Linked DNA regions of Homo sapiens: all the other regions are linked to region 1. Evidence: chromatin contacts called from ENCODE Hi-C or POLR2A ChIA-PET data. All regions are on one chromosome and are shown on one strand. The core of a region is the stretch at or near the end of the contact, and the rest is flanking DNA. Distances in the headings are between cores, read along the strand shown. Region 1 has its middle 17 kb from the start of ANKDD1A. Region 2 overlaps TRIP4 (thyroid hormone receptor interactor 4). Region 3 holds the start of ZNF609 (zinc finger protein 609). Region 4 overlaps ZNF609 (zinc finger protein 609). Region 5 overlaps ZNF609 (zinc finger protein 609). Region 6 overlaps ZNF609 (zinc finger protein 609).

Region 1 (4,951 bases), core at 1,011-3,510:
TGTGACCTTGGCCAGTCACCTATCTTCTTCAAGCCTCTCCTTCTGACACTGTGGTGTTCCTTACACATTGGAGGCCCTCATAAATGCTTTCTGAATAAGTCTGCCTGCAATATGCTTAACGCAGTGCCTGACCCAGAGAACATGCTCAGTAAAAGTCAACTATTTAAATCATCCCCATTTACAGATGAAGAAACTGAGACTCAGAAATGTAACTTGTCCAAGGCCTCAGGGCTGGGAAATGGTGGAGCCAGGTTCCCCTGTGCCCTGATCCATCAGTCCACCTCCCCTGCATGCTCCCCATTCTTCTCTGCCTCTGTGAAGCCAGCACAGATATGTCAGCCTCAGAGGGATGAATGGAGAAGCCAGAAACTCACACTCTGAGAACCCCTGAGGAGACAGGAGGTTCCTATCATCATGGGAGATACAAAGATGAATTAAAGTTTCAGCCGCTCAAAGGGCTGCCAGTCTGGAACTGGGAGCCACGGCGCCCGGAACAGAGTCTATCCCTACACAGAGGACCCAGCAAGCCTCAAGGGAGGGGCACCATCTGGGTTCCCAGTACACAATTGGCTCGTTGAATCACAAAGTTCACAAGAAATAGTGGCCACACAATCTGAATTTTAAAAGACAAGTCCAAGTTGCAAACATTTTCTCCTATTGTTATAATAGAGTATGAAGTGCCCCAAAGAATCCATTATTGTGGCACCTAAATGACCTCTCACAGCCAGGTGGATCACAAAAATCTATGTTATACCACACGTCCTAAGCTTGACTTGGGGAAAGAGGATCCCCATTATGCTAGACACACAGATGCCGGCTGCCCCCAGCCTCAGCCTCATGGGTGTATGCAGGTCCACACAGACTAATACCAGACAAGACAAAGGGTCACCCACTCTTGGGCTATTAGATGACATGGTGACTTGAGTTAGTGCCCCCTCCCCTTTCCAGCAGTGATCCTAACACCAGTGCTGGGCACTGTAAGGTCTGGAGGGGCCTTTGGTATCCCCAGAGAAAACAGACTGCCTTTGCATGCTTCTTGTCAGCATGAGAGGCAAGCCCTGGTCTAAGTGACACCGAGGTTGCAGCCAGGGTGTCTCTGACAGGGCTGCTGTCCTCAGATGTGAAGGCTTTGCTCCTCAGCCTCTTGCTACAGACCTCCCTCTCACATTAACTCCTGCCAGGACTTTTGGTTTCGGTTTCTGACAGCAGAAATAAGTTCTACCCTTTCCCTCTGTTGTCCTCCACACTTCCCCTCCTCCTACCCTACTTCCTTCACCCTTCTTCCTCCCACCCTAGTAGGAAATCCCCCCCCTGCCCCCACCCCCAGTCCCAGTCTGAGAGGGACAAAGAAGAAGAGAGGAATAGAGAAGGGACTGAGAAAGGGAGTTGCCAGAGACCTCGCTGCATCTTCGGGGCTTGGTGATCACTCACAAATCTGCAAATTGTGCCCTGTACAACTCAAGAGGACACCAGTCCTCTCAAGTCACCAAAATTTGCATATTTATTAGCACACTTTTCAGACAGATGGCAGTAAAGTGTCTTGAGAAGGAACAGTCTGAAGCTCTGGAGTGGGGTTAAAGGGCTGAATGCCTTTCGGCTCTCATCTCCTAGAAGCCCCAAGGCACCCCCAGTCCTTGAGCTGTAACCCACTTATCCCTCTTTGCTCAACTTCCCAGCTGGGCTAGAACCCCAGTGAGACTCTGGCTCAAAAGAGGCTCGCCAATCTAGGTCCATTTGTGGGGCCCCAAGCAAGTCTCTTCCTCACTAGGCCTCAGTTTCCCCATCTGTAATATGTAAAGAGAACAAAAGGATCTCTAAGCGGCCATCTATATTTAACAGCTGAGTCTGTGCAGAGGGTGCCTGGAGGCAGATGATTACAGTTGGGTTGCAGCCTCAGGGTCCCTATTTCTCTGAAGGAAGGAGGTTGTTGGTTGTTCCGTTGACTGAGAGCAGGGGTCAGAGAGGATTCTTTTGTTGAAGAATATCAAGAGGGGCTGTGTGACCTGGGGCGGCTCCTCTAACCTCTCTAAACCTGTTACCTCCCCTATGAAATAAAGGTGGTAATATTCACCTTGCAGGTGGCTGTGACGACTGAAGGGAGTACTGCATGCAAAAGTGCTGGCGTGGAGGAGGCGGCAGAAGAGGGCGGCGGCGGGGCACGGCAGCCACTGCCTGAGCTCAGGCTCCAGGGCAGGAAACCCACCTGACAGGCCACTCCTTCAGCTCGCCTCCCCCAGTGGGCTCCCTCCCCTCTCTCTGCAGGGCCACACCTCTGGGAGGATGCTCAGGGCTTGCACAGCGCTGAAGGAACCCCAAGGAGCCTACACCCCTTAGCCTGTCATGCCAGGCCCTCCCCTACCTACGCCCCGCGGCCACTCCCCACCCAGCCCCCCCGACCTGCTCGACACCCCCAAACAAGCCATGCACACCTCCCTGCCTTTGCCCAGGCTGCATCCTTTCCGGGTCACATGCCCTTCCCTCTCCCCCTCCTCAAGACAGCTAAATCCTGCTCATTGTTTAGGGCCCAGCTCAAATGTCACCTTCTGAGAGAAACCTTTCCCTGCCCTTCCAGTAAAGAAAATACTCATTCTTCCTGTTGCCTCCCTCAGCCCCGCATTCAGTCCCGTCAGGAGTGCAGCTGGGCTCCAGTCCGCCACATCCCCTCGCGGAGCCCCCAGTGCCTTATCTAGAAAATGGAGGTAAATCGTCCCTACTTGGGGGGCAGGACGAGTTCAATAAAATGGGACACGTCGGGCGTCTAAACATAGCGTGGGGCCCACAGTAGAGCCCGGCGAGTCCAACCAGTCAGCCTCGCACTGAGAGGGAAGCGCGCGCCAGGCCCCGTTTCCAGCCTCCTGTAAGTCCTCCCGGAAGACCAGTTCACAGCTCATTGGAAGATCAACCAGGATTGACAGGTTCCCAGCCCAATGGCTGGCCGAGCCCGAGAATGGCTCGGGAGCAGGTGGTCGGCCCCTTCCCCTCTCTGGGGCCTCTACCTGCGGAAGGCAGGGCGGGGGGCCTGGTTTCCACAAGCTGCCTGTGTCAGCCTGTGGGGCCGGCCGCCCCACTGATGACTCAGGTCTCCTCCCCACCCTTCCCCTTCAGGAAGAGGCCCTGTCATAATCGCAGTTGTACTACATAAAAATAGCTTCGTTTCACAGTGACATGAGCACAGCCCTTTCCACTGAGGGAAGAGGAAGGCAGTTTCCCCCTACGCGTTCCCCGGGTCCCTCTTCAAAAGCGGATCCTCGGGTGGGGGCTTCACACTTCTCAGCAATAGCTTCATCAGCGGCTTCCTCCCCGGCTTCGGCGCTGAAGGCTTTTTTTACCGCTTTGCGACCAGCTTCTCACCTTTTCTTATTTGGCCCTCACGTCAGAGACGGCAGGCAGCTGAGGTTGCTGTTCCCATTGTGCAGGTGTGGAAACCCAGGCCAGAAGAGGGGAGGTGACTGGCCTGAGGTCACACAGCAAGCTCGCGAGAGCCGAGTTGGGGGCCCTGACTCCTTCACCGAGTTCCTTACGCGCCTGCATAGGCCTCCTCCTAGGAAAGTACTGTGGCCACAGCCAGGGCACCAAGAAAAAGGAGAGGCGAGGAAGGCTGGACGGAACACAGATGTGAGGGGCAAGACATTCATGCAACAAACATTTGTCTGGCCGGGTGAGGTGGCTAACGGCTGTAATCCCAGGACTTTGGGAGACCAAGGCGGGCAGATCACCTGAGGTCAGGAGTTTGAGACCAGCCTGGCGAATATGGTGAAACCCCATCTGTACTAAAAATACAAAACAAATTAGCCAGGCGTCATGGCGCACGCCTGTAATCCCAGCTACTCGGGATTGGAACCCAATGACAAATTGGTGGTTTCCCTGTCAGTCAGGCCTGTTAGACTGAGAGCAGCCCCTCCAGGCCCAAGACTGATGAGTCTCAGCCATGAGGCCCAGCCTGGGGTGTGGGGGCCTTTGCTGCCCATTGAATCCCTGCAGTGCAGCCACTGAGGAAACCCTGCCTGGTCTTGTGGTCTCTGCTCTTCCCCCTCAAATCCACCCTCTACTATCAAAATGTAAGGCAGGTCAGAGGGCACAAGCTGGAAGCCTATAAATGGGTATCTTGTGGCACTAGAAAGAAAGGCACGCTGTGTTCCCAGCTGGGTGCCTGAATGCGTAGGAGTATGGGCAAGTGACTGTGTGTGTGCACATGGTTGTGTACAAACTTGGGGTGTGTGTGTCTTAGTCGGTTTTCTGTTATTTGTAACAGAGTACCTGAAACTGGGTAATTTATAAAGAAAAGGAATTCTTTCTTGCAGTGCTGGAGAATGAGAAGTCCAAGGTTGAAGGGCTGCACCTTGTGAGGTCCTTCTTGGTGGTGGGGACTCTGCGGAGTCCTGAGGCCCTGAAGGGCATCACATGGTGATGGGGTTGAGCATGTTAGCTCAGATCTCTCTTCCTCTTATTATAAAGCCAACAGTCCAATTCCCGTGATAACCCATTAATCCATGAACCCATTAATCCATTAATCCATGAATGAATTAATCTATTCATGAGGGCAGAGTCCTCATGGCCCAATCACCTCTTGAAGATCCCACTTTTCACTACTGCCACATTGGGGAATAAGTTTCAACATGAGTTTCAGAGGGGACAGATATTTAAACCTTAACTGTATGTCTGTGTTTGTGTGTGTGTTTGTGTGTGTGTGTGTGTGTGTGTGTGTGTGTGTGTGTGTAGCTGCTGTGGTTGTCAACTCAAAGTGAAAAAGCCCTCACTTCCTGTTAAGAATCAATTACAGCAGTTTTTATAGAAGCTCTAGCTCTCCCTGTGGGGATCACAGGAGCCTGGGAGGAGAGGTGGGAAGGCAGAGCAGGAAGAATGTCTTCCCTGAGCAGTGCTGGGAGCAAGATCAGGACTGCACATCCAAGACTCCAAGTTCATGTCCCACTGTGCTGTCAAGTCACTGCAT
Region 2 (4,951 bases), core at 1,079-3,578, 460 kb after region 1:
AATTTTTTGTATTTTTAGTAGAGAAGGGGTTTCACCATGTTAGCCAGGATAGTCTTGATCTCCTGACCTTGTGATCCGCCCATCTTGGCCTCCCAAGCTGCTGGGATTAAAGGTGTGAGTCACCACGCCCGGCTGTATTTATTTATTTATTTTTCAGACAGAGTCTTGCTCTGTCACCCAGGCTGGAGTGCAGTGGCGCAATCTCGGCTCACCGTAACCTCTGCCTCCCAGGATCAAGTGATTCTCCTGCCTCAGTGACCCAAGTAGCTGGGATTACAGGGGTGCGCCACCATGCCCAGCTAATTTTTGTATTTTTAGTAGAGATGGTCACCAAGCTGGTCAAGCTGGTCTCAAGAGCCTGACCTTGAGTGATCCGCCTGCATCGGTCTCCCAAAGCGGTGGGATTACAGGCGTAAACCACTGCGCCTGGCTCAAGTATTTATTAATGAATAAATATATATGAAAATCTTAAGAATTTCATGTTTATTTTCAGATGAAAACCAAAACACTAAATACATGGAAAAGTGGTAATATTTCCCATCTCTCTTCAGGATAAGTACAACAGAAAACATAATGCTCAGCCAGGCATGGTGGCTCATGCCTGTAATCCCAGCACTTTGGGAGGCCGAGGCAGGCGGATCACGAGGTCAAGAGTTCAAGACTAGCCTGGCCAACATGGTGAAACCCTGTCTCTACTAAAAATACAAAAATTAGCCGGGCGTGGTGGTGCGTACCTGCAATCCCAGCTACTCAGGAGGCTGAGGCAGGAGAATTGCTCGAACCTAGGAGGCAGAGGTTGCAGTGAGCCAAGATCACTCCACTGCACTCCACCACCCTGGACGACAGAGTACGACTCCGTCTCAAAAAAAAAAAAAAAAAAAAAAAAGAAAACACAATGCTCTTTGGATAAAAAAAATATATATATATATATAATATAAATGGTTTCTGAAACCATTTAAGTGGGTACTTAATACCCAGACTGCAAATAACCCTAAAGACAGTCTGTTTTGATCTAGAAACTCTAGTCAATGTTCCAGTTTTGTTTTTTTTTTTAATTTGAGATGGAGTCTCACGCTGTTGCCCAGGCTGGAGTGCAGTGGTGCAATCTCTGCTCACTGCAACCTCTGCCTCCCGGGTTCAAGTGATTCTCCTGCCTCAGCCTCCCAAGTAGCTGGGATTACGGGCACCCACTACCACACCCAGCTAATTTTTTTTTGTATTTTTAGTAGAGACAGGGTTTCACCATGTTGGCCAGGCTGGTCTTGAACTCCTGACCTCATGATCCACCAGCCTCCGCCTCCCAAAGTGCTGGGATTACAGGCGTGAGCCACCGTGCCCAGCCTGTCAATGTTCCAGTCTTCAAGAGAATTCCAAAACTACATTCCCTATATCTCACTCAAGTGAGCTGTGATTTTAATGAATTGTCCAGGGTTAAGCTAGTTGTTAGTAACATAACAATTTTTCTTCTTGTTGAGTCTCAGATAACAGCCCTCATCGTGAGGGCTGTTATCGGAATATTTTGAGGTCTATATATTGGCAGATTTTCTCAGTACAACAGACAGGACATTTTCACATATTTTAAAAGAGAATTTGTGGACTGCATTTTGAATTCCAGTGCCTGGTTTGAATACTGACTATTAAATCCTTCATTTTCTAATTTCTCATCTCTCAGACTCACAGACAATTCATTGGTGATAGAAGCTGATGATTTCCACAAACGAAGTGATACTTGGAATCTTCCTGAAGATCTATGTTGCTTGGATACTCTTTTTTTTTTAAAGTTTTAAAAATTGCTTACTTTTCTTCCAGCAAATTCTCCTAGATCCTGAAGATACTTTTCTAGAAAAAGGAAGAAGTAATATTCTCTTCCCTATTGGAAGACTACAAGTCTACTGCCGTCAATTATTGGAAACAGGCACCCAGCAGTATAACTGCTTCAGCATAATTCCTTGAAGATAGGGTCTTGGCTATTGTAAAAGCTGTAAGATCAAATAGACTAAAGGGTCAGTAAGCTGGCAGGAAAGGAATGGATTCAGTTCAGAAGAAATAGAATAATCAATGACCTTGGAGATTTCAGACAAATCAGATTTTCTATTGAAGGCAGGGATATAAATAGCACAAACACAACACAGACACGTAGAAACAAAAGCCACCAACTCAACTTTTTGTTTGAAAACTTGTTAGGTCTAGAGAACTGTTCAAACCACAGCTGCTAATGGTTATGGATTTGGCAATCAAAATGTCTTTGTTAAAAAAAAAAAGTTTTAACTGCCTTACTATTGAGGTTACAAACCACAGCCTTGATGCATTGTTGCAGTCAACATCCTCCCTGCTGTTTTTGAGAGCTTACATCTGCTGCTGGCAGATAAAATGCTGGCAAACAGCATGGGCTCCTTCCAGGGGAATCACAGGAGAAGCTTTAACGAGATGGCTCTCATCTACCTTTTTACCCTGAGTTGAACCCATAGCCTTTTCTATATCACTTCTACCTTCTCTAGGCTGATCCTCTGCCATTACTCAGGAGGGTTGAGGATCTAGAGGAATTTTTTCTGGCACAAATTAGTCATGTTGGCCATACTAATCTTAGAAGATAAAAAGGAAGACTAGTTCATGGCTCAGGAGAAAGCACATATTTTTAAAGCCATTTAACAGTGTAGTGCACTTGATTTTAAAACAACCACTAACAAAACCTTTTCGATTTTCTTTTTTTAAGAGGACTAAATGATCACACTATGCCAAAAATAGTGAGGGTTTAGTGTATTTTAACTTATCAAAGAAAGGCCAAGAATGTGAGGTCAGAAGTAAATTACTGAATTTTGGGGGGAAAAGAAAAAGGAACAGCATGTAAAGGCAAAATGTGGTCCAAGTCACACAGGAAGTTAGTTTCAGTTGAAGTAAAAATTACTAGATCCACATTAGTTTTCAAAGAAAATGCAATTCAACTGGGTGATAAATGAATATGGAGATACTGAAGGGAAGGCACAGGTCACAGTTAGGAAACTACTTCCTAGATGGTTCTCTCTCAGTGAGTTGACCTATGAGAATACAGAAAAATCAAGCATACTTAGACTAACACTCCTAAACTGTAAATACCATGATACCAGTTCTGTAGTATGTAAATAGGTAGTGCATGTTTGGGTGGGGGATTAATTTATGCTCAAAGTTTTGAGAACACTGCATGTTATATCCACCTCATAGAGAGTCATAATCCACACTAGCATATTAAGGGCTCTGAGATGTTCTACAGTAAACAGATCTGTTTAATCCAAAGGTATTTCCCAAATTTGTGTTTCAGAGAACACCTATGCCATGGAATAGTTTGGTAAATGCTAGTCAAGAGCCATTATTCCTAAACTCTCAACTCATTCATTCAGAAAACAAGAATGAGGCTGGTATAATAGATTAGACAACTACATTTCTTTTTTTATTTTTATTTTATTTTTTTTGAGACAGAATTTTGCTCTTGTCACTCAGGCTGGAGTGCAGTGGCACAATCTCGGCTCACTGCAACCTCTGCCTCCCAGGTTCAAGCAATTCTCCTGCCTCAGCCTCCCCAGAAGCTGAGATTACAGGCTCCTGCCACCACGCCTGGCTAATTTTTGTAGTTTTTTAGTAGAGACGGGGTTTCACCATGTTGGCCAGGCTGGTCTCGAACTCCTAGCCTCAAGTGATCCACCCGCCTCGGCCTCCCAAAGTGCTGGGATTATAGGCATGAGCCACCACGCCCAACCCAAAAGCTACAACTTTTAAAACTGATAAACTCTTTACTCAATAAATAAGATAAAAATAGGGCTAACATCAATTCTAAATAAATTCATATGCTACCCTTAAACACAGAAAAGAAACAGTGGAGGCCAGGCACAGTGGCTCACACCTGTAATCCCAGCACTTTGGGAGGTCAATGCGGGTGTATCACCTGATGTCAGGAGTTCGAGACCAGCCTGACCAACATGGTGAAACCCTGCTTCTACTAAAAATACAAAAAAAAATGGCCAGGTGTGGTGGTATGTGCCTGTAATCCCAGCTACTCAGGAGGGTGAGGCAAGAGAATCGCTTGATCCTGAGAGGCAGAGGTTGCAGTGAGCCAAGATTGCACCACTGCATTCCAGCCTGGGCAACAGAGTGAGACTCCGTCTCAAAAAAAAGAAAAAAGAAACAGTGGGAAAAAGTTACAGAAAAGCCAACCATAGGGAAAATGGGTATGGGATTCCCATGTCTGATGAAGCCTAGTGGCTTCTGTTATATTTTAATGTTATATATCAGAGACATTCATAAAGAGAGTTGCCAGCACCTCTAGCTGGAAACATATGGGAGGATTCCTGCACTTCTACATGCTGTTCAAAGCAACCTCAGGAAATGAGATACAATATAAGTTAAAGGAGAAGTATCATGAAAAAGAGGTATCCTTCAGAAATCAACAAGACTTGTTTTAATTAGATTTCTAATTCCTGTAACCTTCATAGTATTCCATAGATCAGGATTATAGTTTCCTACCCTTCTCTACACAAATTTGTGGCACAAAGAAGATTGGCTATCTAGAGATTGAAATCATTTGACCTTGTATCAGGTGGTAGTTTGCTTGATCAATAGATGAGAAAATAAAGCAAGGCCGCTTGCCAAAAACCATCATCCACATTGCCAGATGCTCCTGGGTTCTCTTTTAGAACGCAAATACATATCCCAGGAAGAAAACATAATGCAGTATGTTATACTAAGCTGTTAACGACTGTGAATCTCTAAAACTGTAAAGCCTACACCAGTGTAAGGTATTTTTATAATATTACTTCTAGACTGGGGGAAAAAAAAAGAGGGGGGAGGAAGAAAGTAGACATTGAAAAAAATGGGCAAAAAGCTCAGAGGGATAGTGCAGGCACAAGAGTGTGGGGGATAGCCTCCATGTGTCTATGGTTTTGCCTAGGTCTGGATCAGATACTAAGGGAAGAACAAAACG
Region 3 (4,951 bases), core at 1,060-3,559, 430 kb after region 1:
GTTCTCATCCTTCTCTCACTAATAATCCCTAAGACCCATACATTTTTTCAAAAATGTTTATTTCTTTGGCAAATTTCTTAATACAGAGGCAGATATAGACTTTTGCACAATGAGCAACTCATGTCCTTTCATTAGAGTTAAAATAAATATTGAAAGGTTTGTTCCCACAGCCCTTGCCCAGATAGGCAAATTCTGTGGCTTTTTTGTTGTGCTATTATTATTGACCAGGAAGCCACCATTAAAAAGGTACTTGGTTCTTGACTTTTTTATTTTTTATTTTTAAAGAAACAGGGTCTTGCTTTGTTGCCCAGGCTGGTCTTAAACTCCTGGGCTCCAGCCATCCTCTGGCTTCATTCTCCCAAAGTGCCAAGATTACAAGCATGAGCCACCACACCTGGGCTTGACTCCCCATCTTAACACTGCACAGGTTTTTAGTGGTATTCGGAAACAAACAAAAATCACTGCATGAGTGTTCCATTCATATAAAAGAATTAAATATGATGATTCAACTAAGAGTAGAACCTTCCCTTGAAGTCTTCTTCCTTAAGGGTCTGAAACAAACATCGTAGTTGAGTCTACCAGACACTATTCCTTCACAACTTAGTACAGGCTAGCCAAAGAGGCAGGCACAACATGGCTGGCATCCCTTATTCTTCTGAAAAATGTGTGCCAATGAGCTCTGCATTGTTCCTCACTCAAAAAGAAGAGCCTTTCTCTCTGGCCTCCTCCAATGGCAAGCCCCAGTCTGGAAAAGGAAGAAAATGGCACTGAGGAGCCTGGGAGATGGAGCATATCCAAAGCTCTCAGACAAGACTTGAACCTATGACCTTCACTGTGTACACAATAGGCGGGTGAGAGGGACCGGTTTATCTCTGCTGCAGCAGTTCTCAGCCCTGGGGTAGCGCTCCCGATAAAATGACACGACTATTGTGTGTGGCAGCAGAACAGTCATCTCCTCACAACAGCCTAAACCAGCACTCCCTCCCCCAAGACAAAGCAGCAGGGGTGAAATTAACTCAAGGCTGCAGAGCAAAGCCTAATACAGAAAAGGGAGGCCTGTAGGGGCTTGGGGACTCTCCTCAACCCCTTAGGCTCTGGACACATGGCTGGAAACAGACAGGCTTTCTTCCCTATCTTTCTCACTCTCATTTAGGTAGGGAGCTGTTTCTTAGAGAATTTAATCATCCGTGATTTGTTCAGAAATATTCCCCCTGAAGGGCTCTGATCTCTCCACCCTGTGTGAGCCTAATTCCTCGAAGCTGAAATGACTGTTTGCTGCTGCCTGTTTCACAAACACACATTAATTGGTCAGATGTGTCTCCTCCTCCTCAACCCCAGAGGGAGGAAGGAGAATCTGAGCAAAGCACAGAGATGATCCAACCGTAATTACACATAAAGGGAAAAGAGGGCAGCATGGGTTTTCCAAACAGGATAGGGTCACAAACCCTCCCGGGGGTACAAGGATAGCAGTTGAGGTCCAGGCCCAGGGATCCCTCCATCTTGAAGAAAAGGACAGGAGTAAATGTGACCTGAAGACTGTTAGGGGCACACACCCACAACCTACTTACTGCAGGATCCCAGCCACCTTGCTCCCCACTCCTAGGTCACGCACACGTCCTGCTTCCGACCCTATGCTCTGAACAACCACCACCGCCCCCGCCCCCCCTCCCCCGCCAACTCCCTGACTGGCCCCAGTCGCCCCGAGCGCCCTCAACATACCCAGACTCGCCTCAGAAACTCTCTGGCCTGCTCCCATAACCTAGCCAGACCCTAATCCCCTCCCGGGCACCCCTACCCTCAGCCTGAACCGGCCGTGGCCACGCTTTGAACTTCACCCCGCGCCCCTCGACGCCCCCTCCCCCACCCACGCAACGACCCCCCCTACACACCTTCCCCTCGCTCCGCCCCAGCCCCCCCAACCCCCACTTCCTCCGTCAGGCAGCGCCGCCGCCCCCGGCCCCCATCAGATCCCCTCAGCCCCGCGCCCCATCGGTGCCGCCGCCTCTTTCCTCCCCCAGTCCCGGCTCCACACAAAGCTCCGGACTCACCGCGCGGCCGGTCCCGGGAGCCGCCACCTCCGCCCGCCCGGGGCCCCGGGCCGTAGAGCCGCCGCTGCTACGGGGCCCAGGCCGCCATCCGTTCCCGCGGCCCCTCCCCCCCACCCCACCCCGGCTCCGGCTCCGGCTCCGGCTCTGGCTCTCTGCCCCCTCCCCGCGCCTCTCCGCCCCGCCCGGCCGGTGCCGCTGTGTCCGGGGCCGCGGGTCCCTCAGCCGCCGCCACCGCCGCCGCCGCCGCGATCCGGGACAACCAGAGTCACCCGGAAGACGCGGACACTGGACTGCCAGGCCCTCGGATCCGGATTCCGCGCTTGTGTGGAGTCTGGAGCCGGTGAGCGCAGGGGAAACCCGGAACCTGGATGAAGGAGCGAAATCCTGGGTCTCGGAATGCGCGCTCACCCGGAGCCCAGATTAGGGAGTCTTAGCTCAGGGAATGCTGGAAAACCCGGCGTGCCGGTTAGAACCAAGATAAACTCAAAGAAACCTGGATTAGAGAGCTCGAACCTAACGCTGTCCCCTCGTGGGCAGTAGAACTCTCGCTGGATCAGACTTCCTCATAGAGAGGTCTCTGGGGGGAGTATTGCACCTTATAACACAGAAGACACCTCTTCTGTAGTTGTCCTTCAACCACAGAGAGGAAAGGGCCGTAGGGGATCTGAACATGGGCATCCACAAAGAACAGAAGAGCAATCACAGCTCCTGATGGTTTCATCCATTTTACCCCTTAGTTCAGCAAAGTACCAACCTCCTAATTTTTTATCCTTTGTTCTCCAGCTTTCTCTTTTAGGATTACCACTTGCTTTTCTCCCCAAAGCACCCATTTCTAATCCCTCTATATATCCCTTTTCCCCTCACCATCCTCTATCACTAAATCTTGTTGCCTTTTATTATCTAAAAACCTTATTCTGTCCTTCTCCAACCCACCATTCTAAGGATTGTAGCTTTTATTTTTCCTTATCTGCTATTCATCTCTGATTGCCCAGCATACTATCTAGTGCACAGTAGGCATTCAGTCCATGTTTAAGTGAGCCCTCCCACCCAGCTTTCACTTGTGAAACATCTATTCATGACGACCTCCTAAGACTTCCATCTCATTCCATAGCAAACAAATTTACCTTAATTCTCAAGGCCTCCCACATCCTAGCCCCTATTATGTCCTTCCTGTGTCCTTGACCATTTTATTTTGCTTTGCATTTATCTTACCTTTTTTCCCTTATCCTGGGGCATCCTTCAACAGTGCCACTCAAGATAGCATGTGACTTGGAGATAAAGTGAGGTCATAAAAAGGTGGGGGGAGGGGTTGATAGCTAAAGATAAAAGTAAACCTTTCTGGTCTAGGAAAAATAATCTCTCTTTGGTCCACCAATAGTCATGTTGTTAGACAGTACAGGGGCAGAACTGATCCCAGGTGACAGCGAACTTCCAATGTATACTAGACAAAGTTACAAGTGAGGATTCAGCTACTTAGCAGGTGGAGACAGAGAAGGGTTTAGTGTTTTAGACTTAGGCATGATTTAATTAAGGATTAAACATTCCAGTAGTCATCTCCCACTGAAGGAGCATGACTCTGCCATTGGAGAGAACTAGACTGCAAAAATAGGGAACAAAGGAAGGTAAACATTCCTGCAGTGAACTCCAAGTTTCAGCCAGAGAAAGTTCTCAAGCCTCGAAGAACCACTAAAAATTTTCAAGTGATCAGATGTCCCACATAGTAAACAAACCTTAAGTTTTGATTTACTGTTCCTCTAGACCAAGGGTTGGCAAACTGCATCTCACAGGTCAAATCAGGCTCACCACCTGTTTTAACATGTCCCATGAGCTAGAATGATTTTTACATTTTTAAACAGTTAAATAATCAAAATACTATTTCATGATGTGAAAATGATATGAAATTCAAATTTCAGGCCAGGTGCGGTGGCTCACGCCTGTAATCTCAGCACTTTGGGAGGCTGAGGCGGGCGGATCACGTGAGGTCGGGAATTCGAGACCAGGCTGACCAACATGGAGAAACCCCGTAAAAATACAAAAGTAGCCGGGCGTGGTGGTACATGCTTGTAATCCCAGCTACTTGAGAGGCTGAGGCAGGAGAATCGCTTGAACCCGGGAGGCGGAGGTTGCAATGAGCCGAAATCTTGCCACTGCACTCCAGCCTGGGCAACAAGAATGAAACTGTCTTAAAATACAAACAAAAAAATAGTTTTATTGGCTCTAGCCAAGCTCATTCATTTACATTATCATCTATAGATGCATTTTTACTACAACAGCAGAGTTGAACAGTTGAAACAAGGACTGCATGGCCTGTGTAAAGCCTAAAATATTTGCTATCTGACCCTTTACAGAAAGTTTGCCAACCCCTGCTCCAGACAAGCACTATCCAACAGAACTTTTTGCAGCGATGGAAATGTTCTATATCTGTGCTGTCCAATGCAGAAGTCGCTAGCCACATGTAGCTATTTGAGCACTTGAAATATGGTCAACAGTGACTGAATAACTGAATCCTTAATTTCATATAATTGAGATTTTCATAACCACAAGTGGCTAGTGGCTACCATAATAGACAGTACAGCTCTAGACTCTTAAATCTTCTGTACTGATGTTTTTTTTTCTCCTTATGCCACTATCTCACTCCCTTCCTGTGACATTCCTCTATGGATTCTCAGGAACTCCCCACCACCCCACTGTTCCACAGTCCCACTCACTATATACACATCCATTTTTCTGACCTCAAGCTAGGGTACACTTACTAGGTTGTCTCTCTGGACTCTCCATTGTCACAAATGAAGTCTGAAAATGGATCAGGTTATCAGTTGTCACCCTATGAATTAAGCCACATTATGTACATACACATAAATGGACATTTACACAAGTTCATTTGTGTCAGAGGATGGCACTGA
Region 4 (4,951 bases), core at 1,136-3,635, 320 kb after region 1:
CCCTGCAGGTTCCTTCTTTACCAAGCTGTATCCTTAACCTATCACAGAAAAGGCAATAAAACAAAAAACTACTGACAAAAACTTCTCAGAGAGAAAGTAAATTCTCAAATGGGGTGTGGGTGCCAAAAAAAAAAAAAAAAAAAAAAAAATCCAGCATGAAAGAGAAATAAAAGCTCAAAAAAGGCTAATGCAGTGCCACAATTCCAGCTGTTAGCCCCTCAGTGAACAGGGGCCCCTAAATCATAACATGAGAGAAGGCTGGTAGTTTTTTAGCAGGGGCAAGAGCGGGGTGTGGTGAGAGCAGGAATTGATGAAAAATGTGATGGTCTCTACTAATTCATACAGCAAGTTCCTAAACAGAATAATGTTCAAGTGGCCTCATTTTCCCCTTCATTCACCACTCAATCACAAGGACCTGAGGTCCTGGGTTTTCTGCAATAACCCTGATTAAAAACTCCATCCAACTGTGTTTGGATTTGGGGTTGCAAGGAAAAAAATGAATATTTTACATATAGTTCATCCCAAACTCCCTTGCACAGAGTTTGAAAGAACATGGTAAACCCACATATGCAGGCAAAGTAAAATGCCAAATAGACAAGGGTGAAATAGGCAGGAGATGGATCCCTGAAGGTCCAAAAGTATTGAAAGTTGGCCTGCTAGCCAGGCACAGCGGCTGACGCCTGTAATCCCAGCATTTTGGGAGGCCGAGGTGGGCGGATCACGAGGTCAGGAGATCAAGACCATCCTCAACAAGGTGAAACCCCATCTCTACTAAAAATACAAAAAAAAAAAAATTAAATTAGCCAGACATGGTGGCGGGTGTCTGTAGTCCCAGCTACTCGGGAGGCTGAGGCAGGAGAATGGTATGAACCCGGCAGGCGGAGCTTGCAGTGAGCCAAGATTGCGCCACTGCACTCCAGCCTGGGCGACAGAGCAAGACTCCGTCTCAAAAAAAAAAAAAAAAAAAAAAAAAAGAAAGTTGGGCCACTAACTCTACTGCAGAATTACTTGCACTGCTTTTTGAAAATACAGATTATGATTTAATGGAAAGTATTCCATGGGACTTGTCAGTTGACTGCTATTTAGGAAAAAAAAAAAAAAGATCAAACTCCTTAGAAGTCTTACTTGACCTGGTTTCTGCTTACTTTCTCATCTCATAATCACTCTTCTTCACTCTAAACTATTCCATCATTCTACAAATATTTATTCATGTCTGCTACACGTTGGCACTGTTCTAGGTACTATGAATGCATCCTAGGACTGCCATGTAATGGTTGCTCAATTATGTCTTGTATAATTGGCTGAGGAGGCAAGAGGAGGCCAAAATCTAGGTCCATGCTTTTCTAGCCGAACTACGTGTCCCGCGTGGAGCCACAACCTTTTGGAAAGGAGACTTTCTTTTCTTTTCTTTTTTTTCTCAAGACGGAGTTTTGCTCTTGTTGTCCAGGCTGGAGTGCAATGGCACCATCTTGGCTCACCACAACTTCCGCCTCCCGGTTTCAAGCAATTCTCCTGCCTCAGCTTCCTGAGTAGCTGGGATTACAGGTATGCAGGCATGTGCCACCATGCCCGGCTAATTTTGTATTTTTAGTGGAGATGGTGGTTTCTCCATGTTGGTCAGGCTGGTCTCAAACTCCCGACCTCAGGTGAACTGCCTGCCTTGGCCTCCCAAAGTGCTGGGGTTACAGGTGTGAGCCACCGTGCCTGGCATTCTTTTCTAATTTACTGGAAAAAGTCCCATGGGCTAAGGGAGGACCTGGCAATAACAATGAACAAATCAGACAAACATCCCTGTCCTCAGGAAGCTTATATCCCATTGTGGGAGAGACAACCAAAATAAATTATATACTATGTGGGACAATAATAAGTGTTATGGAGAAAATAAAACAGGGATCAATCTCCCTGGCTCAAGTGATCCTCCCACCTCAGCCTCCCAAGTACCTGGGACTACAGGCACATGCCACCATGCCCAGCGAATTTATTTTTTGTAAAGAATGAGGTCTCACAATGGGGCCCAGGCTGGTCTTGAACTTTCAGACTCAAACGATCTGCCTACTTCGGCTTCCCAAAGTGTTGGAATTAGTCATCAGCTACCACACCTGGCCAGTTTTAAATACAGTATTCAGGGAAGAACTCACTCAGAAGGTGACATTTTTGTTTACAGAACCATGTCAAACCCATTTCCCCTCAGGCCTTTGCACTTGCTGTACTTTGCCTAAAGTTCCTCTTTCCCTTTCTCAACTTTTGCATACCTAGCTTTTTATCTTTCAGTATCAGCCTAAATGTCACTTCCTTAAGGGCAACTTTCCAGCAACACTAAGTAGAATAGCTATCTATATCCCTAGGCAGTCCTAACCAAACAAAGACTCAAGGCCGGGCTCACACCTGTAATACCAGCACTTTGTGAGATCACTTGAGGTCAGGAGTTTGAGACCAGCCTGACCAACATGGCGAAATCTTGTCTCTACTAAAAAAATACAAAAATTATCCAGGCGTGGTGGTGGGCACCTGTAACCCCACCTACTTGGGAGGCTGAGGCAGGAGAACTGCTTGAACCCAGGAGGCAGAGGCTGCAGTGAGTGAAGATCTCACCACTGCCCTCCAGCCTGGGCGATCCTGGGTGACAGAGTGAGACTGACTGAAAAAAAAGACTCAACTACATAAAACTAGAGAGTTTGAATCCTGTTCTACTATTTCCTGGCTTAACCTCTGGCATCCAGTTTACCCATATGTAAAATGGATAATAATAGTACTTAACTTATACGGTTGCTGTGAAGAATAATTACAATCACCACCCAAAAGGATAACAATAAAAATTAAAAAATAAAAATATATTATATAAAAATATAAAAGTACAATAAAAATAGCAGCTGTTTATATAACTTTTTACCATGCACCAGGCATTATTCTATGTATTCTACATTTATTAACCCATTTAATCTATTCATATAATACATTTAAAGTGCCAGCACTATATTTAGCAAACAGTAAATAAATGTTTGCTCTCTTTCTTATTATCACCATGATCAGTGGCAGTATTATTAGCTCTTCTTATGAGGTGCCTAAGCCCTCTGTGTTTCTGCTCTGCTGAGGGATCTATACCCAAAAGTTTCATATCTTCCCCTCTAGAATTCCTATTTTCCCCTCTTGGATAAACACCCTACAGAAGGAATTTGTTATCAACCTTAGCACTTACTCTGTGCAAATCATCTCTTACGTCTAGCATCAGCATGGACTTTTAAAAAGAAAAAGATATGACTGTCCATATAGATCATATGCTTTATTTATGTATTTAGAGACAGAGTCTCGCTCTGTTGCCCCGGCTGGAGTGCAGTGGCATGATCCCGGCTCACTGCAACTTCCGCCTCCCAGGTTCAAGTGATTCTCCTGCCTCAGCCTCCCGAGTAGCTGGGACTACAGGTGCGTGCCACCACACCTGGCTAATTTTTGTATTTTTAGTAGAGACGAGGTTTTGCTATGTTGGCCAGGCTCGTCTCGAACTCCTGACCTCAGGTGATCCACCTGCCTCGGCTTCCCAAAGTGCTGGGATAACAGGTGTGAGCCACTGCGCCTGGCCAAAACTAAGCTAATTTTACTAATCCAAAAAAACATAACATGAAAATAATAGGAGTGAACTCATCGTGATAATATTAGTATCTCGAGTTTCTAGAATTAAACACAATGCTCCTTTTGAATCTCTCACTAAAGACAAACTAGAATCCATATACTTGACCATAATCATCAAAATATAATTAGAAGGCTTAAAGAAACAAAGAAGTCCAGAACCTTGGTTCCACTTTCCAGACTCATCTACTAATATACATGAACAATTGATGATGCTACTCTTCCTTAAGAATCTTGATTGATTAGAACATGGCTTCTAAGCAAGGCCACCAGGAACTGTTTTCCTGGTATCTATTGCTTTGAGAAACATATTTATGCTTAACCATCTCAAATGCCTTTTATAAAAGTATTTAAATGATAAAGATGAGAAGAGAAAAAGATATAATGAGAGGTAGTATAGTTATAACTGTGGAAGATATAAGTCAGATTACCTGGATTTTAATCCTGGCTCCACAAACCACCAACCAGGCCACGTTTCTTAGCTTGCTAAAACTCACTATGCTCATGTATAAAGTGGGAATAAGAGAGCTCTCGGCCAGTCAGGCACAGTGGCTCACGCCTGTAATCTCAACACTTTGGGAAGTTAAGGCAGGGGGATCACTTGAGCACAGGAGTTTGAGACAAGCCTGGGCAATATAGCGAGACCCCTATCTCTATTTTAAAAAGTAAGAAAGAAAGAGTTCCTATCTCATAGAGATATTGTAAGATGTGATCTAGGCAATTCCGTTCTTGGCACACAGTGCAAGAGCAATAAATTAAAGCTTAAAAAAATACACCAGAAAGAAAAAGAAAAGTCAAGAACATTCTGTGGGCATTTATTGCATTTGCTTTTTAACTCAGAAAAGACACTACAGAAAAAAACTTAACTAGCTGTCTAACACTGCTTCCATCTTGGCTCTCAATGATACACACAAAAGGATGGTTTATCAATGCATTCTGTTTCTCCAGCATAAACCCAAAGGTTGAACAACAAATTTCTGTTCAGAAGGAGAAGTGCTAAGACAAGATGATAAAACTATTGATTCTTTTTCACAAGGAGACTCACTGTGAGAGCAAAAGGGAGCCCTCTAACCCCAGTCTGGGGAGGGGGCTACTGAATTGGCACACTTTTTACATATTCAGAAGTATCTTCTACCTGCTTGGATTTTCTAAGCACAACAAAGGCTTTGGCTTTTAGCATTTAAGAGAAAAGATACTCCTTGGGGAAAGAGCATGAGGGAACTGATAGGAAATTGTCCCCAGGAGGTTTTCCTAAACTATCTCAAACATAATGTAGAATTACTGTTACCACTTTATTAATTCAACAAATATTTATTAGGCATCCTCT
Region 5 (4,951 bases), core at 1,337-3,836, 300 kb after region 1:
CTATTTTTTAGAGATGGGGTTTCGCTGTGTTGGCCAGGCTCGTCTTGAACTCCTGGACTTATCTGCCCACCTTGGCCTCCCAAACTGTTGGGACCACAGGCATGAGCCACCGTGCCTGGCCACGAAGTTTCATTTTAGATTAGATTAATTGGCAAACAAATAATCATAACAGAAGTGAACAAAGGACTGCAAGTATCCTGCCCAGGGAATAACTGCCAGAGGGAATAGGGATGACTCAATGCTGGAGTGGACCTAAAGAATAAGTAGTAGTTTCCCAAGAAAAGAAGAAAGCATATTCCAGGCAGAAGGAACAGCCTCTTCAAAGGCACACAGGCATGAACAAACACAATGTATTTAAAGAACAACAAGCTGCTTGGTTTGGTTAAAGAGTACAGGGAGAGTTAAATTGGGACTTAACCTTGCAGGTATTAAGAAGCCACTGAGGAATGAAAGAAAGGGTATGATGTTATTGTATCTGTATATCCAAAGGTAAAATTAATAGAAGGAGGGGAGTAAACTAGAGAGATTGAAAAGGAGGGCTCCTAGGAATAAAAACATAAGTAAGAATGATCAGAAGTAGGGGGATAAAGGGAAGAACCCAAGAGACATTCAGGACCTTTAAGCAATTTGACTTTGCAAGGCATCAGACATGTAGGTAATCAGTAAAGGAATTAGGTATGATTAGAATTTCTGATTAAGATGGCTGAGAGATGATTTACTGCACAAATATTTACTGAGCAACTGATACATGCCAGGCACCAGTCTAGGCACTGAGAATACAGCTATGAACAAACAGACAAACATCTCAGTCTTTGGAGCTTAAATCTGAGTGAATGACAGTCCATCACTGAAAGAAAAAGAAAAAAAACAGGTTTGGTTTTGGTTTGGAGGGAGGGTGCAGAGATTAATGCAATTAGGTGTTTTTAAAATTTTTTACTTTTTTGTTTGATATCTTCTCAAAAACCAAAAAAAAAAAAAAAAAAAAAAAAAAAACCACCACAAAATAACTTTTTTTTTTACTTTGCTCAGTTGCCAGCACTACAGGAAAGAGAAGCCTGGAAGTACATTATGGGAAAAGAAGTAGATAGGTCTTCAGTGTAAAATCTGAAGGGGTCATGTGAGTATTTTTAAGGATTCAATAATATACATAAACACAAATAAAAACACAGTATATTTCCCATCTATTTGGCAAAGATGAGAGAGTTGAACATATCCCAGTTGGTAAGAGTATGTAAAAACAATAGGGACTTTTATGCAGTATTGGTTGGTGCCTTCTCTAGAGGGCAGTTTGGCAATATGTATCAAAATATAAAATGCACATGTTCTTTTGTCCCAAAATTCAATTTCTAGGATTTGTATCAAGAAGATAACAGGATATATATATATATATATATATATATATATATATATATATATATACACACACAAAGATGTATGATGGACAGTTTTCTTCAATGTTGTTTTTAATAGCCAAACCAAAAAATAACCACAAAACCAGAAACAATCTATAGGTCCATCATAGCATAGATCCCTATCTACATCAATGACATATCTACAACATATTTTTTAGTGAATTAAAGGAAAAAGTATGATGGAGCATGTACTATATTGGCCCATTAATGTTAAATTTAACTCTACTTTTTGTTTGAGAAGTGTTAGAAAATTAAAAAATTAAAGATAAATAAAAATAAACTGATCTATACATAAGTATATACAACTCATAAAATGCGTAGATCAGCAGATAGAGGCTGGATGTGGTGTCTCATGCCTGTAGTCCCAGCACTTTTGGAGGTTGAAGCAGGTGGATCACTTGAGGCCAGGAGTCTGAGACCAGCATGGACAACATGGTGAAAACCTGTCTCTATCAAAAATACAAAAAATTAGCCAGGCGTGGTGGTGCATACCTGTAATCCCAGGTATTTGGGTGGCTGAGGCACAAGAATCGCTTGAACCCAGGAGGCAGAGTTTGCAGTGAGCTGAGACCGTGCCACTGCACTCCAGCCTGGGTGACAGAGCGAGACTATCTCAAAACAAAACAAAGCAGATAGAATTAGAGGTTTAGATCTGGAAGGATGTTCTAGCCATCATGTCTATAGTAATATTCTAGATGATTTTTACTTTCTCTTATGTTTTTTGGCATTTAATTTTTCATTACATTGATAATTTATTTTTCTAGTTTAAAATGCTCTTTTTATTTTGAAAGAAAAGGAAGGAATATTTATATACATAGTGAAGGCTTACTATAAGGGTAGGGTAGGTAAGGGAAGAGATTGAGAATAGTGTGACATATAAGTAGATGGGGGAGGCAGAAGGGTAAGGACATTAAGTCAGAAGATCCACTGCACAGGTCACTGGGTGGTCCTGTGAGCTGGGGATGGGGCAGTATCTCTGTGACCTTCCTAGAGCAGATAGATATTCATAACCTAAAGATAGCCTGTATTCATTTGATTCTGGTTGTCTAGAACCAAGCAGCATCTTCCACATTTATGCAAATATGCAAGATCTTTGTTGAGAAATAAACAACAATATCAAACCCCTCTCTGTGGCAACCAGAATCCTATCTGGAACAGGGCCAGAAAAAGCCATGTTTTCAGCACTTCAGAGAAAACTGCCGCTGCTGCTTATCAAATTAAAATGCAAAGCAGATCACTCCAGTGTCATTGGGAACTGTCAGAAAGGGATTATGGTTCCCACCCCAAGGATGCAGGTCAGCTAAACAATACCCATCTTCCTGTGCTGAGAAGGAGGGAGAAGGAGGAGAAAGATTAGGTCTGTTTCCAAATAGCAGTCCCTCCTGCTTGTTACCGTGGTAACCTCCTTTCCCTGAGCTGCTCTCATTTGTCTCTCTCTGCCTGACCTTCATGTTGCTTTGACAGTAACTGAGGAGGAAAAGTGCCCGTCTGCCAGCTAAGCACTCAAGCTGAGGGCACTGAGCAAGAAAAAGAGGCACTCAAAGTCCCTCTCATTCTAGACTCTAAACTGTGACCTTAGAGTGATTAGAGTCCTGAAAGAGGTTTCTGGTGGCCCTTGTCATTCCATCCTTCCTCCCCTGTGCTCAGGGCCATCTCATTTCTTGGATATACCCTTTAAGTGTCAGGAATCTGGTCAGAGTCAAGTGGGTAGGTGAGAAGTCACAGAGAAGAGAAAAAACAAGGCACAACAAGCTGAAGAACAGAGATAATAAAATATTAATTCAAAACTGCCTAAGACAACTATCAGCATAGCAGTTAAGTACAGCTTTTAGTTTCCCTTTCTCTTCAGGATTTGTGCCGTATTTTCAGTCAGTAGAGGTGTAAGGGCAATTAAGGTACTTGGGGCAGGGTTGGTGAAAGGGTACAAATAGTGCTTTTTAATGTTTTTCAAGCCTAGGATAACAGAACCCAACCATTTAACAAATAATTATTGAGTACTTCTTATGTATGGCTCCTATGCTATACACACTGAGTATAGGTGGTAAACGAAAGGGACTGGTAAGTAAATACAAATTAGATATAAATTAGAAACTGCTATTAGGAGACAAATAGGTCATGTGATAAGAGAACAATGAGAAGGGAGCTACCTTGGGTAATCAGAGATGGCATCTCTAAGGCTGGATTTAAACTGAGGCCCAAAAGATGAGAAGGAGCCATCCATGTGAAGAGCCAAGGGATAAGCACTATAGGCAGAGGGAACAGCATATGCAAACTCCTAAGGCAAGAAAGAGCTTGGCATAGAGCACGGTGGCTCACGCCTGTAATCTCAGCACTTTGGGAGGCTGAGTTGGCCAGATCACAAGGTCAGGAGTTTGAGACTAGCCTGGACAATATGGTGAAACCCCATCTCTGCTAAAAATACAAAAAAATTAGCCGGGCATGGTGGTGCATGCCTGTAATCCCAGCTACTCTGGAGACTGAGTCAGGAGAAGTGCTTGAACCTGAGAGGCAGAGGGTGCAGTGAGCTGAGATCGCGCCGCTGCACTTTAGCCTGGGGCAACAGAGCGAGACTCCATCTCCAAAAGAAAAAAAGAAAGAGCTTGGCATATATTTATATATTTGAGGTCCATATTTCATTTCATATTACTAGACACACCATGGAAAAACAAGTCTGCTGATTCTAGAAGCTCAAGAGGCTGAGGGAATGGGCAACATTAAAACAGCTAGCCAAATGTTATCCAGTGATTTCACAAATAATTTATTTATTAAGCTACCAATCATGAAGATACTATGGACAGCCCACTTATCCAAAGTCTGAGAAAAATAAGAGCTATGATGGTGGGGTCAGTTTTCTGTCAATAGCAGTCACTGTCATTCCAAATGACACTTACTATGAGAGCAGGACTGATTTCCATTACTTAAATGGCATCCTCAAACCCATTTAAGACTTTGCCCCAAACCTCCTTAAAGTGATTTACACATTGGAGTAATTATCTTACAAAGGAGGTGGGAAGGGGCCAGGTTTTAGTCCCAGTTTTTTACCATTTATCTGTATAACCTTAAGTAAGTCACTTCACTTCTCCAAACTTCAAGACATGAGGTAGTTGGATGTTATGACCCCTAAGGATATTGTATTAGGGCTTGTTCAGCTAGAAATGATAGAAAAACCACTGCCAACCTGACTTAAAAAGAGAATTTAGTGGCTCTCGTGTAACTGAAAAAGTCTATATCACACATGACCTGATGTACGGGCTCAAATGATGTCTTCGGGCCCAATTTCAAACCCTCCCTCTCTTGGTGTTTTCTCTGGCACAGCTGCATTGTCAGCCAGGATCTCCTCCTAGGTGGCAAGGTGGCTGTAGCACTTCGATTTTTTTTTTTTTTTTTTTGAGACGGAATCTTCCTCTGTCGCCCAGGCTGGAGTGCAGTGGCATGATCTCAGCTTACTGCAACCTCTGCCTCCCGGGTTCAAGTGATTCTCCTGCCTCAGCCTCCCAAGTAGCTGGCATTTCAGATGCCCACCACCACGCCCGGCTAAT
Region 6 (4,951 bases), core at 1,682-4,181, 270 kb after region 1:
CCCAAGCACTCAGGCTCTGTGGCCAGAGCCACATCACATGTGTTGACCCCAACTGATCGGGTACGAACCATGATCTGCTCACAGGGAGATGAGATGTCATTGTTGACCACTGGCACCAAAAGGTGTATTGGCAGCACTGCTGGTGTGGAAACAGGGGACTCCATCTGTGGAGGGAAGAAAAAGTAGTAGCTGAGTTGCAGGGAGAACATTTAGAGGAAATACCTTTTCTGTATTTAATCTAGTCCTATATCTATTCCTGCCAGAGTGCAGACGGCTATAAATAAGACTTTGGTTCTTCCTTTCAAGTTCTGGCTTATGATACCACTACAAATCTAGTGGTTTAGATGAGAACATCCTGTGCTAAGAGAAACTCTTATTAATGAGCGTATAATGATCTTCTTAATGATCTTCCTCATAAACTGCACTTGGCTAAAATGTTTTTTAAAAAGTTCTATTTTTTCCTCATCTCATTAAAAAGTCTCTAATGAAAGAGAATCAGGGCCAGATTTCAATAGTAACAGAGCACACAGACTGATGAGAAAGACAAGGCCCAGCATCTGAGGTATGTTTTGCTACCACCACTATGCTTCCTACCAATCTATCATTCAGCAAACAGTACATTAGTCTGGCATAAAATCCATGAATTTGGGTGGGGATAAAGAGAGGAAGAAATAGCCAAATCCTAGGAATGCCATGATTCCTAATGATCCTAGGTGCTTTAATACATCTTTGGCTAGAAGGAATAAAGTTATAGCAGGGCTGGGATTAACCTGGTGGGAATTTCTAACCCTTAGAAACTGTAACATGTAACAGTGGTTGTTTAATGAGAATGGCATCTTGGAATATAATTCTAACATCAAATTTATCTATAAGAAACAGGAGGTGCTGTTGCCACCCAGAAGCCAATCAACAGCAGTCTGAAGATGTTGTTGATTATGTACACATAGATAGAAATAGTCAAACATGGCTAGGCACGGTGGCTCACACTTGTAATCCCAGCACTTTGGGAGGCCGAGGTGGGCAGATCACCTGAGGTCAGGAGTTCGAGACCAGCCTGACTAACATGGTGAAACCCCATCTCTACTAAAAATACAAAAATTAGCCGGGCGTAGTGGTGGGCGCCTGTAATCCCAGCTATCCAGGAGGCTGAGGCAGCAGAATCGCTTGAACCTGGGAGGCAGAGGTTGCAGTGAGCTGAGATCGTCTCAAAAAAAAAAAAAAAAGAAAGAAGCAATTTGCTTCCAAAACCAGAAACTAGAACCTCTCACAAGAATGTAATTAGTTAGGTTCCAAGAAGAATGCAACCCATCTAGAGACAACATAAAAGTTGTGATGGGTCAGGTGCAATGGCTCATGCCTGTAGTCCTAATGTTTTGGGAGGCCTATGGAGGAAGATCACGTGTAGCCAAGAGTTCAAGACTAGCCTGGGTAACATAGCAAGACCCCACCTCTATAAAAAACAAAAATAAAAAAGGTATCTGTGTGTGGTGGCATATGCCTGTATTCTCAGCTACTCCAGAAGCGGAGGTGGGAGGACCACTTGAGCCCAGGAGGTTGAGGCTACAGTGAGCTATGATTGCACCACTGTACTCCAGTCTGGGTGACAGAGTGAAATCCTATCTCAAAAAAAAAAAAAAGAATGAAATGAAGTGGGCAGTGATCCTTTAACTCTTTAAATCCCAGAATTTATGAGGCTGACAAAGTCTATTATGCTCGAGTGATTGATGCCCCAATCCTGAATGAGCATAACGTCTTGCATATGCAAAGACACTCAATGCACACACTGGCTTATTTCCTCCGAAGATTAAGTATGATACTAATCAGCAGACCTAGAAAATGAGAGTCAAAGATTGGGACTTTCCCAATCCTTGGGACTCTTCCCTTTGTGAGGAATTCTTAGTCTAGGTCCTTTAATAGAGAGTCCTTTGTGAGGACTTCTTAGTCTAGGTCCTTTAATAGACTTCTTAGTCTAGTCCTTTAATAGAGACATTCAGAGAAGATCATACATGTATCCGTAAGCCAAGCTTCTAAATAGCTCTGCAACAAAACTCTGATTCTGGAATAATTTACTACATGACTATCACTCTATCTATAATCCATTTCCCTCCCACAACACACACAGAGACAAACACCTTCCTGGCCTTGAAAACTAGCCTATAGGCTGAGGTCTGGGTTCCGGATCCATTCTCCACAGTTGGCTCTGACTTCTTGGCTTAGAAAGTCATCACTATTTGTAGATCATCATTGTGAGTCCACAGAATGTTCATACACTGATTCTGATTAATTCTGGTCCCTGAAGAGCTGCCAAAACATCCTTGTCTGCTTGTCTCACACACACACCCCTTGTACTTCCCCAACTCCACCTTTTTCATGAAATGAAATGGAAGTAGAAGCCTGTATAATGAATCATCTACATTTATGATAAATGCCAAAAGGCATATTTGCTCTCTTGAAAACTGGGCATTTATAATTTAATTTCCCAACCTTCTTGGGATGTGGTAGATCCTGGAAAGATCTTTAAAATTTCCATGCACAGAAGTGAAGGTAAAAAACAACACAGAAAAAGTAAACTGGATCCTCCCTACTCACTCCTCTGCAGTGCTGGAACAAACTCTTGAGAGTCACTAGAGAGGGAAAGTTAGAGACAGAATATACAGATCATCTTTACTCTTGGCCTCACCTCTGTTTATCTATTCTTTCTCTTGGGGAAGAACTGTGACAGAAGCAGTTTCACAGCCTATATGTGTACTTCTTTTGCTTAGGGTTTGTTCCCTTTTTTATACTTTCTTCTACTCACAAGAGAAATTCCTGCAAGGTCCTACTGGACACAGACATTGGCCTAAACCTTCCAGGTCACCCCTGTGAACTTTCTGATTGCCTTGCTTGCACATGTCCTATTGCCAACCTGTTCCACAGCTCAGGCAGCAACCCTAGGCACAGAAGGAAGTTTACCCCAGGGAGACACCTATACACTTTCTCTCAGCCACTGAGGACAGCTCTTTTCTGGAAGTAGTTTAATTTCCTGCTAGGTTATTCAGTGCTCCTGGCAGGCTAGGAGAAACATATGCTAATACATTCTAGATAAAATGAAGTCCCCAGTTTTGCACCAAGAAATCCAGAAAACAACACCTAAAATGTAGGTTGGAAACATCACTGTTGCATTCAAGCAGTCTGCCAAATTATACCCTGCTATACAATAAGTGAAGAGAAGAAACTTCAGCTGAACTGATCACTAAGAATAACAGAACAGACTCATACACATGAGGAACTCATTAACAAGTATGCATCAAACTACCCTTACTGATTAGAGTTACTAGGCAGAGTTTGGCATCTCTGTTGTATGAAGATGACTTTATTTAATTACTTAGTTAATTAAAAGAGATGTTCAGGGATGGGGAGAAGCGACGAAATCCACCTATGGGTTTGAACTATTCATTTTCCATTTACTTTGCAACAGAAATCTAAGGAGAGATCACAGAGCAGCATAATAGTATTTAATTACAGCTCCAGCTCTGTTAATTACCATTTGGTCACATCTATAATCTAACATTAAGCCATAGTGCATAATAAGCTCTGTGATATTCATCTAATAACCTATGTGGCTTTACAGGATTTCATATTCTATTATTCACTGAAACAAAGATAGCTTCATTTATCACTTTCCAGGAGAAGATAACAATCAGAAAAAGGGGGCTGGGTGCAATGGCTCAAGCCTGTAGTCCCAGCACTTTGGGAGGCCAAGGCAGGAGGAGTGCTTGAGTCCAGGAGTTTGAGACCAGCCAGGGCAACATTGTGAGACCCTGTCTTTACAAAAAATTAAAAACAAAAACAAAAACAAAAACAACTAGCTGGGTGTGTTGGCACACACCTGCAGTCCTAGCTACTTGGGACGCTGAGGTAGGAGTGACACGGGTGTGCTGGGTAGAGAACGTGGTCCCTTTAAATGATACAGAAGGGGGTAAGGGAAGTGCTGGGTAGAGGAGGGCATGGTCCCTGGCTAGGGCTCCATCAGGGGCCTGTGTCCACGGACCTAGGTAGATAGGCATTTTTGTTTTCCCGCCCAAATGTTGGATTTCCCAAGACCACCCTGGCCTGCCACAGCCCCTCCCTGTGCCTATAAAAACTCCCCAGACCCTAGCAGGCAGACACACAAGCGGCTGGACTTCTAGAGGAACACATTGGCAGAAGAAGACACAGCGGCTGGACCTCGAGAGGGCGTTGAGAGGAGCATGCCGGCAGAAGAGCACACGTGGCGGAAGAGCACATGACAAATGCCAGCAGGCCGTGGAACGAAGCAGAGTTTGGCTGGGGCATTTGGAGAAGAGCCTGGGCCGCTGAGTAGCTGAACTCCAGGGGAAAACCATCTCCCTTCTGGCTCCCCAATCTGCTGAGCATTACTTTCACTCAATAAAACCTTACACTCATTCTCCAAGCCCACATTTGATCCAATTCTTCCAGTACACCAAGACAAGAACCTTGGGATACAGAAAGCCCTCTGTTCTTGTGATAAGGCAGGGGTCTAATTGAGCTAACACAAGCCGCCTAAGGACAGCTAAACTAAAAGAGCACCCTGTAACACACACCCACTGGGGCTTCAGATGTAAGCATTCACCCCTAGACACTGCCGGGGTTGGAGCCCCATAGCCTGCCCCTCTGTATGTTACCCTACAGGTCTGAGCAGCAGGGCAGTGAAGAAGTGAGCCACACTCCCATTGCACGCCCTGTGAGGGGGACAAGGGAACTTTTCCCATTTCAGGAGGAAAGTTTTGTCCCGGGGGTGAAGGCTGCAGTGAGCTGTGATCGTGCCACTGTACTCTAGCCTGTGCAACAGAGCAAGACCCTGTCTCAAAAAAGGAGAAAAAAAAATCAGAAAAGGACTCATTTTGCCATCTTTTCATATACCTAAAATATAAGAGCAGGGATTGTCAGGAAATTGGGGCCAAGAGGGAAA

What was found. A loop is a pair of places that touch in the nucleus more often than their neighbours do. ChIA-PET counts read pairs that join two places held with the same protein, here RNA polymerase II (POLR2A). Pooled maps may share reads with other maps.
Region 2: a loop to region 1 is called in a map of CD4-positive, alpha-beta T cell, with 2.1 times the contacts of the local background. The contact joins two enhancer-like sites. A Hi-C loop is called at or near these places in 2 of 168 maps with a recorded cell type or tissue (CD4-positive, alpha-beta T cell and CD4-positive, alpha-beta memory T cell), 1 of 37 single-sample maps with no recorded cell type and 11 of 50 pooled maps. POLR2A ChIA-PET finds 5 or more read pairs at or near these places in 2 of 52 experiments (OCI-LY7 and naive thymus-derived CD8-positive, alpha-beta T cell).
Region 3: a loop to region 1 is called in a pooled map, with 5 times the contacts of the local background. The contact joins the promoter of ZNF609 here to the enhancer-like site in region 1. A Hi-C loop is called at or near these places in 7 of 37 single-sample maps with no recorded cell type and 9 of 50 pooled maps. POLR2A ChIA-PET finds 5 or more read pairs at or near these places in 3 of 52 experiments (WTC11, activated T-cell and activated naive CD4-positive, alpha-beta T cell).
Region 4: a map with no recorded cell type shows a loop between it and region 1 (10-fold over the local background). The contact joins two enhancer-like sites. A Hi-C loop is called at or near these places in 1 of 37 single-sample maps with no recorded cell type and 2 of 50 pooled maps. POLR2A ChIA-PET finds 5 or more read pairs at or near these places in 2 of 52 experiments (OCI-LY7 and WTC11).
Region 5: a pooled map shows a loop between it and region 1 (3-fold over the local background). The contact joins two enhancer-like sites. A Hi-C loop is called at or near these places in 1 of 50 pooled maps. POLR2A ChIA-PET finds 5 or more read pairs at or near these places in 2 of 52 experiments (PC-3 and activated B cell).
Region 6: a loop to region 1 is called in a pooled map, with 8 times the contacts of the local background. The contact joins two enhancer-like sites. A Hi-C loop is called at or near these places in 2 of 37 single-sample maps with no recorded cell type and 10 of 50 pooled maps. POLR2A ChIA-PET finds 5 or more read pairs at or near these places in 3 of 52 experiments (GM12878, WTC11 and activated naive CD8-positive, alpha-beta T cell).

What each region holds. Positions count from the first base shown.
Region 1 is chr15:64,892,125-64,897,075 of GRCh38, reverse strand. No RefSeq gene overlaps it. Among named protein-coding and RNA genes, the nearest start is that of ANKDD1A, 17 kb to the left of the region's middle. RefSeq lists enhancers at 1,680-2,278, 3,073-3,382, 3,533-3,642 and silencers at 2,393-2,442, 2,483-2,532. Within about 2 kb of position 2,260, at least 37 of the 41 ENCODE cell types and tissues checked have a DNase peak (open chromatin) inside an H3K27ac peak, as active enhancers do; they include CD4-positive, alpha-beta T cell, GM12878 and OCI-LY7, where a contact is called at or near this core.
Region 2 is chr15:64,427,813-64,432,763 of GRCh38, reverse strand. The region is part of intron 11 of TRIP4 (thyroid hormone receptor interactor 4); the gene reads right to left. Among named protein-coding and RNA genes, the nearest start is that of ZNF609, 30 kb to the left of the region's middle. RefSeq lists enhancers at 1,727-2,238, 2,239-2,750. Within about 2 kb of position 2,328, at least 10 of the 41 ENCODE cell types and tissues checked have a DNase peak (open chromatin) inside an H3K27ac peak, as active enhancers do; they include CD4-positive, alpha-beta T cell, where a contact is called at or near this core.
Region 3 is chr15:64,457,936-64,462,886 of GRCh38, reverse strand. It overlaps ZNF609 (zinc finger protein 609), which reads right to left and starts at 2,309. Exons shown (of 10, transcript NM_015042.2): 1 at 2,049-2,309. It overlaps LOC105370861 (a long non-coding RNA gene), which reads left to right and starts at 2,300. Exons shown (of 3, transcript XR_932367.3): 1 at 2,300-2,388. RefSeq lists silencers at 1,978-2,077, 2,138-2,257 and an enhancer at 2,718-2,787.
Region 4 is chr15:64,569,370-64,574,320 of GRCh38, reverse strand. The region is part of intron 2 of ZNF609 (zinc finger protein 609); the gene reads right to left. All of the region lies in intron 4 of LOC101930091 (a long non-coding RNA gene), which reads left to right. Among named protein-coding and RNA genes, the nearest start is that of ZNF609, 110 kb to the right of the region's middle. RefSeq lists enhancers at 1,956-2,055, 2,086-2,155. Within about 2 kb of position 2,385, at least 6 of the 41 ENCODE cell types and tissues checked have a DNase peak (open chromatin) inside an H3K27ac peak, as active enhancers do; they include OCI-LY7, where a contact is called at or near this core.
Region 5 is chr15:64,595,211-64,600,161 of GRCh38, reverse strand. The region is part of intron 2 of ZNF609 (zinc finger protein 609); the gene reads right to left. LOC101930091 (a long non-coding RNA gene) reads left to right here. Exons shown (of 5, transcript XR_007064678.1): 4 at 1,030-1,117. Among named protein-coding and RNA genes, the nearest start is that of OAZ2, 110 kb to the left of the region's middle. RefSeq lists a silencer at 606-806 and an enhancer at 3,132-3,181. Within about 2 kb of position 2,586, at least 11 of the 41 ENCODE cell types and tissues checked have a DNase peak (open chromatin) inside an H3K27ac peak, as active enhancers do.
Region 6 is chr15:64,618,040-64,622,990 of GRCh38, reverse strand. It overlaps ZNF609 (zinc finger protein 609), which reads right to left. Exons shown (of 10, transcript NM_015042.2): 3 at 1-164. The region is part of intron 3 of LOC101930091 (a long non-coding RNA gene); the gene reads left to right. Among named protein-coding and RNA genes, the nearest start is that of OAZ2, 83 kb to the left of the region's middle. RefSeq lists enhancers at 263-342, 4,772-4,951. Within about 2 kb of position 2,931, at least 2 of the 41 ENCODE cell types and tissues checked have a DNase peak (open chromatin) inside an H3K27ac peak, as active enhancers do; they include GM12878, where a contact is called at or near this core.